Linked DNA regions of Homo sapiens: region 2 is linked to region 1. A link is a loop called in an ENCODE intact Hi-C map of the cell type or tissue named here. Cell type or tissue: tibial artery. All regions are shown on one strand. Links, peaks and the distances in the headings refer to the core of each region. The heading gives the core; the rest is flanking DNA. Region 1 has its middle 43 kb from the start of LPCAT1. Region 2 has its middle 8.9 kb from the start of PDCD6-DT.

The links. A loop is a pair of places that touch in the nucleus more often than their neighbours do. Peaks named below come from ENCODE experiments on the same cell type or tissue, not always from the same donor. Only the 100,000 strongest peaks of a DNase experiment are listed, where the experiment ranks them.
Region 2: it touches region 1 in a loop (38-fold over the local background); 3 of 110 quality-filtered maps call a loop at or near these places.

The regions. Positions count from the first base shown.
Region 1 is chr5:1,565,025-1,569,414 of GRCh38, reverse strand. No RefSeq gene overlaps it. Among named protein-coding and RNA genes, the nearest start is that of LPCAT1, 43 kb to the right of the region's middle. RefSeq lists an enhancer at 2,725-3,706. In tibial artery, for the core only: no CTCF peak of the experiment used is centred there; no DNase peak of the experiment used is centred there; H3K4me3 peaks cover 413 bases; H3K27ac peaks cover 3,890 bases.
Region 2 is chr5:260,385-264,774 of GRCh38, reverse strand. It overlaps a transcript of SDHA not described here. Among named protein-coding and RNA genes, the nearest start is that of PDCD6-DT, 8.9 kb to the left of the region's middle. In tibial artery, for the core only: no CTCF peak of the experiment used is centred there; no DNase peak of the experiment used is centred there; H3K27ac peaks cover 2,038 bases.

The DNA of each region.
Region 1 (4,390 bases), core at 258-4,257:
TAAAGTGTATTTTTGGTAAGAAAAATCTTTGCTTTTCTTCTATTAATTTTTTGTTTTTGTCTTGGTAGAGACAGAGTCTTGCCATGCCGGCCAGGCTGGAGTGCAGTGCTGTGATCTCGGCTCACTGCAACCTCCACCTCCCGGGCTCCAGCAATCCTCCCACCTCAGCCTCCCAAGGAGCTGAGACTACAGGTGTGAGCCACCATGCCTGGCTAATTTTTATATTTTTTACAGAGACAGGGTTTCACCATCTTGCCCAGGCTGGTCTCAAACTCCTGGGCTCAAGCAGTCCTCCTGCCTCAGCCTCCCAGAGTATTGGGATTATAGGTGTGAGCCACTGCCAGAAAAACTTTTCCTAAGACAAGGCAGGTTTTACATTATATTTAGATTTTTTTTAATGATGTCTTTTTTGGCAGTGCACAGCCAGAGAACAACACATCACACACAGGAAACAGTTGTGCTCATGTGATGGGGGCCTCAGCACTAGGAAGGAGTGGACTATTGGCACACGCAGCAGCTTGAATAAATCTGAAAGTCACTATGCTGTGTAAGAGAAGCCAAATTTAAAAAGTGCATGCTGTGTACAGAGGGTGTCAAGAATGCCTCCTACGTGACGGAAAGCAGATCCGTGGTTGCCTGCAGACTGGCAGGAGCAGATTCCAAAGGCACAGGAAGAAGCTTGTGGGTAGAATGTGTTCATTACCTTCTGTGCATTATACCATAAAAAAGCTGGTCACAAAAATGCAAACCAAAAACAAAGGTGAAACTAGGATAAGATTTCTCACCTGTGTGATTGGTAAACGTGCAGATGTGCCGTCATGCTTTGTTTATGAAGCTGTGGGATACAAGGACTCTCATACGTCACTGTGGAATGCAGAATATTGCAGCCTCATGGAAGAGGATTTGGCAGCGTCTAACAAAACTACATGGCATTTGCCCTTTGACTCAGCAATTCTAGAATCTGCCTCAAAAAAACTCCAGCAAAGAAATGAAAGGACTTTAGGCACAGAGTTCTTTTCACAGCCTGCATGTGTTTGCAACAAAGTTCTTCACTGTGGCGTTTGTAAATGTGGGGAAAAGAGAGATCAGGCTGGTACTGTGTCTGTGTAGAAAAGGAGGACGTAAGAAACTCCATTTTGATCTGTACCCCGAGCGATTGTTTTGCCCTGAGATGCTGTTAATCTGTAACTTTAGCCCCAGCCTTGAGCTCACAGAAACCTGTGTTGTATGGAATCAAGGTTTCAGGGATCTAGGGCTGTGCAGGACGTGCCTTGTTAAGAAAATGCTTACAGGCAGTACGCTTGGTAAAAGTTATCGCCATTCTCCATTCTCGATAAACCAGGGGCACAATGCACTGCGGAAAGCCGCAGGGACCTCTGCCCAGGAAAGCCGGGTACCATCCAAGGTTTCTCCCCACTGAGATATGGCCTTGTGGGATGGGAAAGACCTGACCATCCACCAGCCCGACACCCGTGAAGGATCTGTGCTGAGTAGGATTAGTAAAAGAGGAAGGCCTCTGTCTCCTGCCTTCCCCTGGGAACGGAATGTCTCAGTATAAAACTGATCGTACATTTGTTCAATTCTGAGATAGGAGAAAAACCACCCTGTGGTGGGAGGCGAGACATGTTGGCCGCAATGCTGCTGTTACTCTTTACTCCACTGAAATGTTTGGGTGGAGAGAAGCATAAATCTGGCCTACGTGCACATCTAGACATAGTACCTTCCCTTGAACTTACTTGTGACACAGATTCCTTTGCTCACATGTTTTCTTGCTGACCTTCTCCCCACTGTCACCCTGTTCTCCTGCCACATTCCTCTTGCTGAGATAGTGAAAATAGTAATCAATAAATACTGAGGGAACTCAGAGACCGGTGCCAGTGCGGGTCCTCTGTATGCTGAGCGCCAGTCCCCTGGGCCCACTTTTCTTTCTCTATACTTTGTCTCTGTGTCTTATTTCTTTTCTCAGTCTCTCATCCCGCCTGATGAGAAATACCCACAGGTGTGGAGGGGCTGGTCCCCTTCATTCTATAGTTATTATAAATGTACAGGAACATCAAAAGGAACTTGTTTGTATAATGTCACAGTACAAGGTACGTAGCCCAGGAAATGACCAATCTGATGGGTGTTATAACCCATCCAAGCCCCCTGCGACCACCGTTTTTAAAATAAAAAACTGGTCCTTTCCTTGGCGATACAAGTAAAATAATAACTAGAAGAGAAGAAAAAGAAATTCCCAAACAAGTAACTTTAAAATTTGATGCTTGTGCAGCCATTAATGGTAACAAGCTAGAATTAAAATGGAGTTCTCTTAACTAGGAAAAGAGCTACACAGTAAAAAATAAATATGTTTGTCATAAGTCAAGGATCTGTGAAAATTGTGCCTATTGGCCATGTGTTATTTAGGCTACTTAAAAAAAGGACAAAAAAGACCCAGTTCACCTTCAAAAAGGGGAAGCCAATCTCTCCTGTGCTGCCGGTCACTGTAACCCACTAGAACTAATAATCTCTAATCCCCTAGACCCCCACTGGAAGAAAGGAGAACATGTAGGCCTGGGGATTGATGGGACAGGGCTAAACCCCCAAGTTGCTATTTTAGTCCGAGGGGAGGTCCACAGGCACTCTCCCAAACCAGTGTTTCAAGCCTTTTATGATGAGCTGAATCAGCCAGCACCAAAGCTTCAGAAAAAGACAGAGCCACACACACCCTGCATCACCCAGGCAGGGAAAATGAGCTGGGCTGTGGGTGCTGGGAAAGCCATGCCTGCAGCCCCCTTCAGAGTCAGGCTGCACTGCACAGGGAGCCTGAGAGAAAGGTGGAGAGGCCTCCTGAGCCCGGCTCTGGGCATCACAACAGCTGGTGCCTTCCAGTCAGGTTTGCACCGCCAGCTACGGGGAGGTGGCTGGCTGACGGTGAGTTGGTGCCCAGGGTTCTTGGTCCCGTCCCACATGGCAAGACACAGACAAGACTGCCCAGCCACACAAGCCAGTGAGTGAGAGGAATTCCCCAAAGTGTGTGTCTGGAGGCCAGGTGGGTCCCTCGACCTGCATCTAAAGCCCTACCCCCCTGCCCCCGACAGCCTCCCCTGAGGTGGGTCCCGGCACACGGTTGCTGCCTCCAGGACAGGGGACATGAGCCCACAGTGTGGGCCGCCCCTGGCCATCCTCCGGGGCTGGCCATGGCCATGGTCGTGGCACCCTGGGGGCCCAGTATGCAGCAGTGGAGGCCACAGTGACAGGAAGTGCCAGGGTGGTCTGGCAGGCGCCCAGGCCTTCCCTGGCTTCAGCCCGTTGTCTGGCCAGTTGCGTTCCCCAGGGGCCACCCGATGCCTCTGGCACTCTCCATGCTGGCTGGGAAGACCAGTGTCGGCCACTTGGCCGTGGGCAGCCTCCTTCTGGCACTAGCACGTGCCCCTCCCTCTGTCCTCGCTCTGCCTGCCACGTCCACTCAGCCACATGGCACCGGGGTGTCTTCACCTGTCCAGCCTCCAAACCTGGTGGGCCTCAAGGGCACAGAGCTCTGCCCACCAGGCTGACATGCCCCTAGGGGGGACTGGACTGGACTCAGGACGGTCCCTGCTCATGGCAACCTTGCTGTCCACCTGGGCTCCTCGGCCTGGGTGAGTCCTTACTGGGGAGAGGGCTCCTCTGCCCTCCAGCTGATGGGTGTGTGCTGGCGGACACAGGTCAGGAAGCAAAAGCAGGAAAACCAGGGAAGGGGCGTGCAGTGTGGAGGCGAAGAGGGGTCCTCCCCTGGCCAGTGTGCGTAGCCAGTTGCACCTCACGTCCCAAGGCCATGCCCAGGAGCAGCCCCCTGCTGTGTGTCCAGGGGGCAGGGCACTGACCCCACTTCACCTTCCCCTTAATCCAGCCGTGACCCTGCTCCACGCCAGGATGCGCTGGGATGGCTCGGGGGCAGCACCCTGCACAGCAGCTCTGGCTCTAAGCTGCACAATCGGATGTCTTGCATAGTCACCGGCTAATCCAGGACAGGCTGGTGAAGGTCACTCGCCTGGGCATGAGTCGCCACCCTGCACCCTGCAGGACAGGTAACTTGGAGAGGGCTCATGTTATCTTATTTAACAAAAACATTGCCCAGAGCATGGTATGATAAAGACCTGGCAGGAATGGAGAGCGCCTCCCACAGAACTTTCACCAGGTGCAGGGAGGCAGGATGCCCATGGGGCGTTTGGGCAGATGCCACAGGGCGATGTTGGGTGGGACCCCCAGCTACCGGCTCCAGGAGGGGTGAGGAGGCCTTGGGCTCCTCTTCCAGGCAGCCCCACTCAGAGCCTTGCACAGAGGGCGGCGCTGCATGGAGGGGCAGCCGGAGCCAGGCCAGGAGCAAGAGGGCCAGAGGGAGGCAAGGTGCAAAGCAAAGCCTGGAAATCCA
Region 2 (4,390 bases), core at 205-4,204, 1.3 Mb after region 1:
TGGCTCACTAAATCTGCATACTTGAAGTGCTGCGTTCTGGCGATGCTCTGATGACACACGAAGTAATAGGCTGTGTGACTGTCACCAGCCTGATGTGCAGTTGGGCTGCAGAACCCTGTGATGCTGCCTAGCCCAGCCAGCCCCAGGTCACTCCTCAGACTCAAACTTGATTCTGACACCACCAGCACCCGGGATGCTGCCTAGGGGCTTTCTCTGGTGGCAGGAGCATGTCCTGGATTAGGCCGGGGTGCCCGGAATTGACCATCCTGACCCTGTGGAGCGTGGGCTGGTGAAGGAATGCACCAGCTCCCACAATGAGCACGGGCCCAGCTGCCCACGTGGGATCCGGCTCCCAGACACCCTGTGCCCTCACCTCTTTCCTGTCTTACCTCCCGCTTCCCTTCAGCTGCTGCTCAGGGCCACCTTCCAAATTTTGGTCTCAGGGTTGGCACCTGCAGAAGACAATCCAAGGAATTTAGATTCATTCATTTCAGATACTATTCTTTCAATTTTAGGGACTATCTTAAAACTTAGTTTGGTAATATGTAAAACACTTATAATTTCAAAGTCCAGATATTACTTCAGAGTCTATTTCAGTCTCACTTCCACCATTGACCCCTGTCCTCCACAGCAACCACTTTAGTTTTTTATCTTTGTACTGTTTTAAGAAAAAGCAAATATATATTTGCATTATATGATATGTACTCTGCCCCTTATCAATAGGTCTTCCTCATCCCTCCTTCTGGTACTGAGTTCCCCACTGTACGAATTAATGTTCCTAATCCCCTACTGATGGACATTTTGATTGTTTCCAGTTTTACAAATGCCACAGTGAAGAACTTGGTTGCAAACATATTTAGGCGTGAAAAGAACTCTGTGAGTAAAGTCCTTTCATTTTTTTGCCAGAGTTTTTTTTGAGGCAGTCTAGAATTGCTGAGTCAAAGGGCAAATGCCACATACTTTTGTTAGATGCTGCCAAATCCTCTTCCATGAGGTTGCAATGTTCTGCATTCCACAGTGACGTATGAGAGTCCTTGTATCCCACAGCTTCATAAACAAAGCATGATGTCAAACCTGCACATTTACCAATCACACAGGTGAGAAATTTTATCCTAGTTTCACCTTTGTTTTTGGTTCGCATTTTTATGACCAGCTTTTTTATGGTGTAATGCACAGAAGATAATGAACACACTCTACCCACAAGCTTCTTCCTGTGCCTTTGGAATCTGCTCCTGCCAGTCTGCAGGGAACCACGGATCTGCTTTCCGTCACGTAGGAGGCATTCTCGACACCCTCTGTACACAGTATGCACTTTTAAAATTTGGCTTCTCTTACACAGCATAGTGACTTTCAGATTTATTCAAGCTGCTGCGTGCACCAATAGTCCGCTCCTTCCTAGTGCTGAGGCCCCCATCACATGAGCACAACTGTTTCCTGTGTGTGATGTGTTGTTCTCTGGCTGTGCACTGCCAAAAAAGACATCATTAAAAAAAAAATCTAAATATAATGTAAAACCTGCCTTGTCTTAGGAAAAGTTTTTCTGGCAGTGGCTCACACCTATAATCCCAATACTCTGGGAGGCTGAGGCAGGAGGACTGCTTGAGCCCAGGAGTTTGAGACCAGCCTGGGCAAGATGGTGAAACCCTGTCTCTGTAAAAAATATAAAAATTAGCCAGGCATGGTGGCTCACACCTGTAGTCTCAGCTCCTTGGGAGGCTGAGGTGGGAGGATTGCTGGAGCCCCGGAGGTGGAGGTTGCAGTGAGCCGAGATCACAGCACTGCACTCCAGCCTGGGCAGCATGGCAAGACTCTGTCTCTACCAAGAAAAAAAACAAAAAATTAATATAAGGAAAAACAAAAGGTTTTTCTTACCAAAAATACACTTTAAGGAACAAATTTATCATATTAAGTTGGTGCAAAAGTAATCGTGGCTTTTACCATTGAAAGTAATGGCAAAAACTGCAATTACTTTTGCACCAACCTAATATTACTTTCTAATGACAAACTTGGAAATAATTGTCATTGTTCTCTAAAAAGAACAGCCTAAAAATAAAGCAGCAGCCCATTTACTTCTATGCCAGTTCTTTTAGTATTTGGTTATTTAAACTGGTGGTCCCTAACCTTGTTGGCACCAGGGACTGGTTTCATGGAAGACACTTTTTCCACGGACAAGTGTGGGGATGGTGGGGATGGTTTGGAGATGAAACGGTTCCATCTCAGATCATCAGCATTAGATTTTCATAAGCGGCGCATAACCTAGATCCTTCGCATGTGCAGTTCACAACAGGGTTCCACTCCTATGAGAATCTAATGCCACCACTGATCTGGCAGGAGGCGGAGCTCGCCCAGTAATGATATGACAGGGGGCGGATCTCACACAGTAATGCTTGGACAGGAGGCGGAGCTCACACGGTAATGCTCTGCCGGGAGGCGGAGCTCACACGGTAATGCTCTGACGGGAGGCGGAGCTCACACGGTAATGCTCTGTCGGGAGGCGGAGCTCACACGGTAATGCTGTGACGGGAGGCGGAGCTCACACGGTAATGCTCTGTCGGGAGGCGGAGCTCACACGGTAATGCTCTGGCGGGAGGCGGAGCTCACACGGTAATGCTCTGACGGGAGGCGGAGCTCACACGGTAATGCTCTGCCGGGAGGCGGAGCTCACACGGTAATGCTGTGACGGGAGGCGGAGCTCACACGGTAATGCTGTGACGGGAGGCGGAGCTCACACGGTAATGCTGTGACGGGAGGCGGAGCTCACACGGTAATGCTGTGACGGGAGGCGGAGCTCACACGGTAATGCTGTGACGGGAGGCGGAGCTCACACGGTAATGCTGTGACGGGAGGCGGAGCTCACACGGTAATGCTGTGACGGGAGGCGGAGCTCACACGGTAATGCTCTGACGGGAGGCGGAGCTCACACGGTAATGCTCTGACGGGAGGGCGGAGCTCACACGGTAATGCTCTGTCGGGGGGCGGAGCTCACACGGTAATGCTCTGGCGGGGGGCGGAGCTCACACGGTAATGCTCTGCCGGGAGGCGGAGCTCACACGGTAATGCTCTGCCGGGAGGCGGAGCTCACACGGTAATGCTGTGACGGGAGGCGGAGCTCACACGGTAATGCTCTGTGGGGAGGCGGAGCTCACACGGTAATGCTGTGACGGGAGGCGGAGCTCACACGGTAATGCTCTGGCGGGAGGCGGAGCTCACACGGTAATGCTCTGACGGGAGGCGGAGCTCACACGGTAATGCTGTGACGGGAGGCGGAGCTCACACGGTAATGCTCTGGCGGGAGGCGGAGCTCACACGGTAATGCTCTGCCGGGAGGCGGAGCTCACACGGTAATGCTCTGACGGGAGGCGGAGCTCACACGGTAATGCTCTGCCGGGAGGCGGAGCTCACACGGTAATGCTCTGCCGGGAGGCGGAGCTCACACGGTAATGCTCTGCCGGGAGGCGGAGCTCACACGGTAATGCTCTGCGGGGAGGCGGAGCTCACACGGTAATGCTGTGACGGGAGGCGGAGCTCACACGGTAATGCTGTGACGGGAGGCGGAGCTCACACGGTAATGCTCTGACGGGAGGCGGAGCTCACACGGTAATGCTGTGACGGGAGGCGGAGCTCACACGGTAATGCTGTGACGGGAGGCGGAGCTCACACGGTAATGCTGTGACGGGAGGCGGAGCTCACACGGTAATGCTCGGACGGGAGGCGGAGCTCACACGGTAATGCTCTGGCGGGAGGCGGAGCTCACACGGTAATGCTCTGACGGGAGGCGGAGCTCACACGGTAATGCTCGGACGGGAGGCGGAGCTCACACGGTAATGCTGTGGCGGGGGGCGGAGCTCACACGGTAATGCTCTGGCGGGAGGCGGAGCTCACACGGTAATGCTCGGACGGGAGGCGGAGCTCACACGGTAATGCTCTGGCGGGAGGCGGAGCTCACACGGTAATGCTCTGGCAGGAGGCGGAGCTCACACGGTAATGCTCTGTCGGGAGGCGGAGCTCACACGGTAATGCTGTGACGGGAGGCGGAGCTCACACGGTAATGCTCTGTCGGGAGGCGGAGCTCACACGGTAATGCTCTGGCGGGAGGCGGAGCTCACACGGTAATGCTCTGACGGGAGGCGGAGCTCACACGGTAATGCTCTGACGGGAGGCGGAGCTCACACGGTAATGCTGTGACGGGAGGCGGAGCTCACACGGTAATGCTGTGACGGGAGGCGGAGCTCACACGGTAATGCTGTGACGGGAGGCGGAGCTCACACGGTAATGCTGTGACGGGAGGCGGAGCTCACACGGTAATGCTGTGACGGGAGGCGGAGCTCACACGGTAATGCTCTGGCGGGAGGCGGAGCTCACACGGTAATGCTCTGTCGGGAGGCGGAGC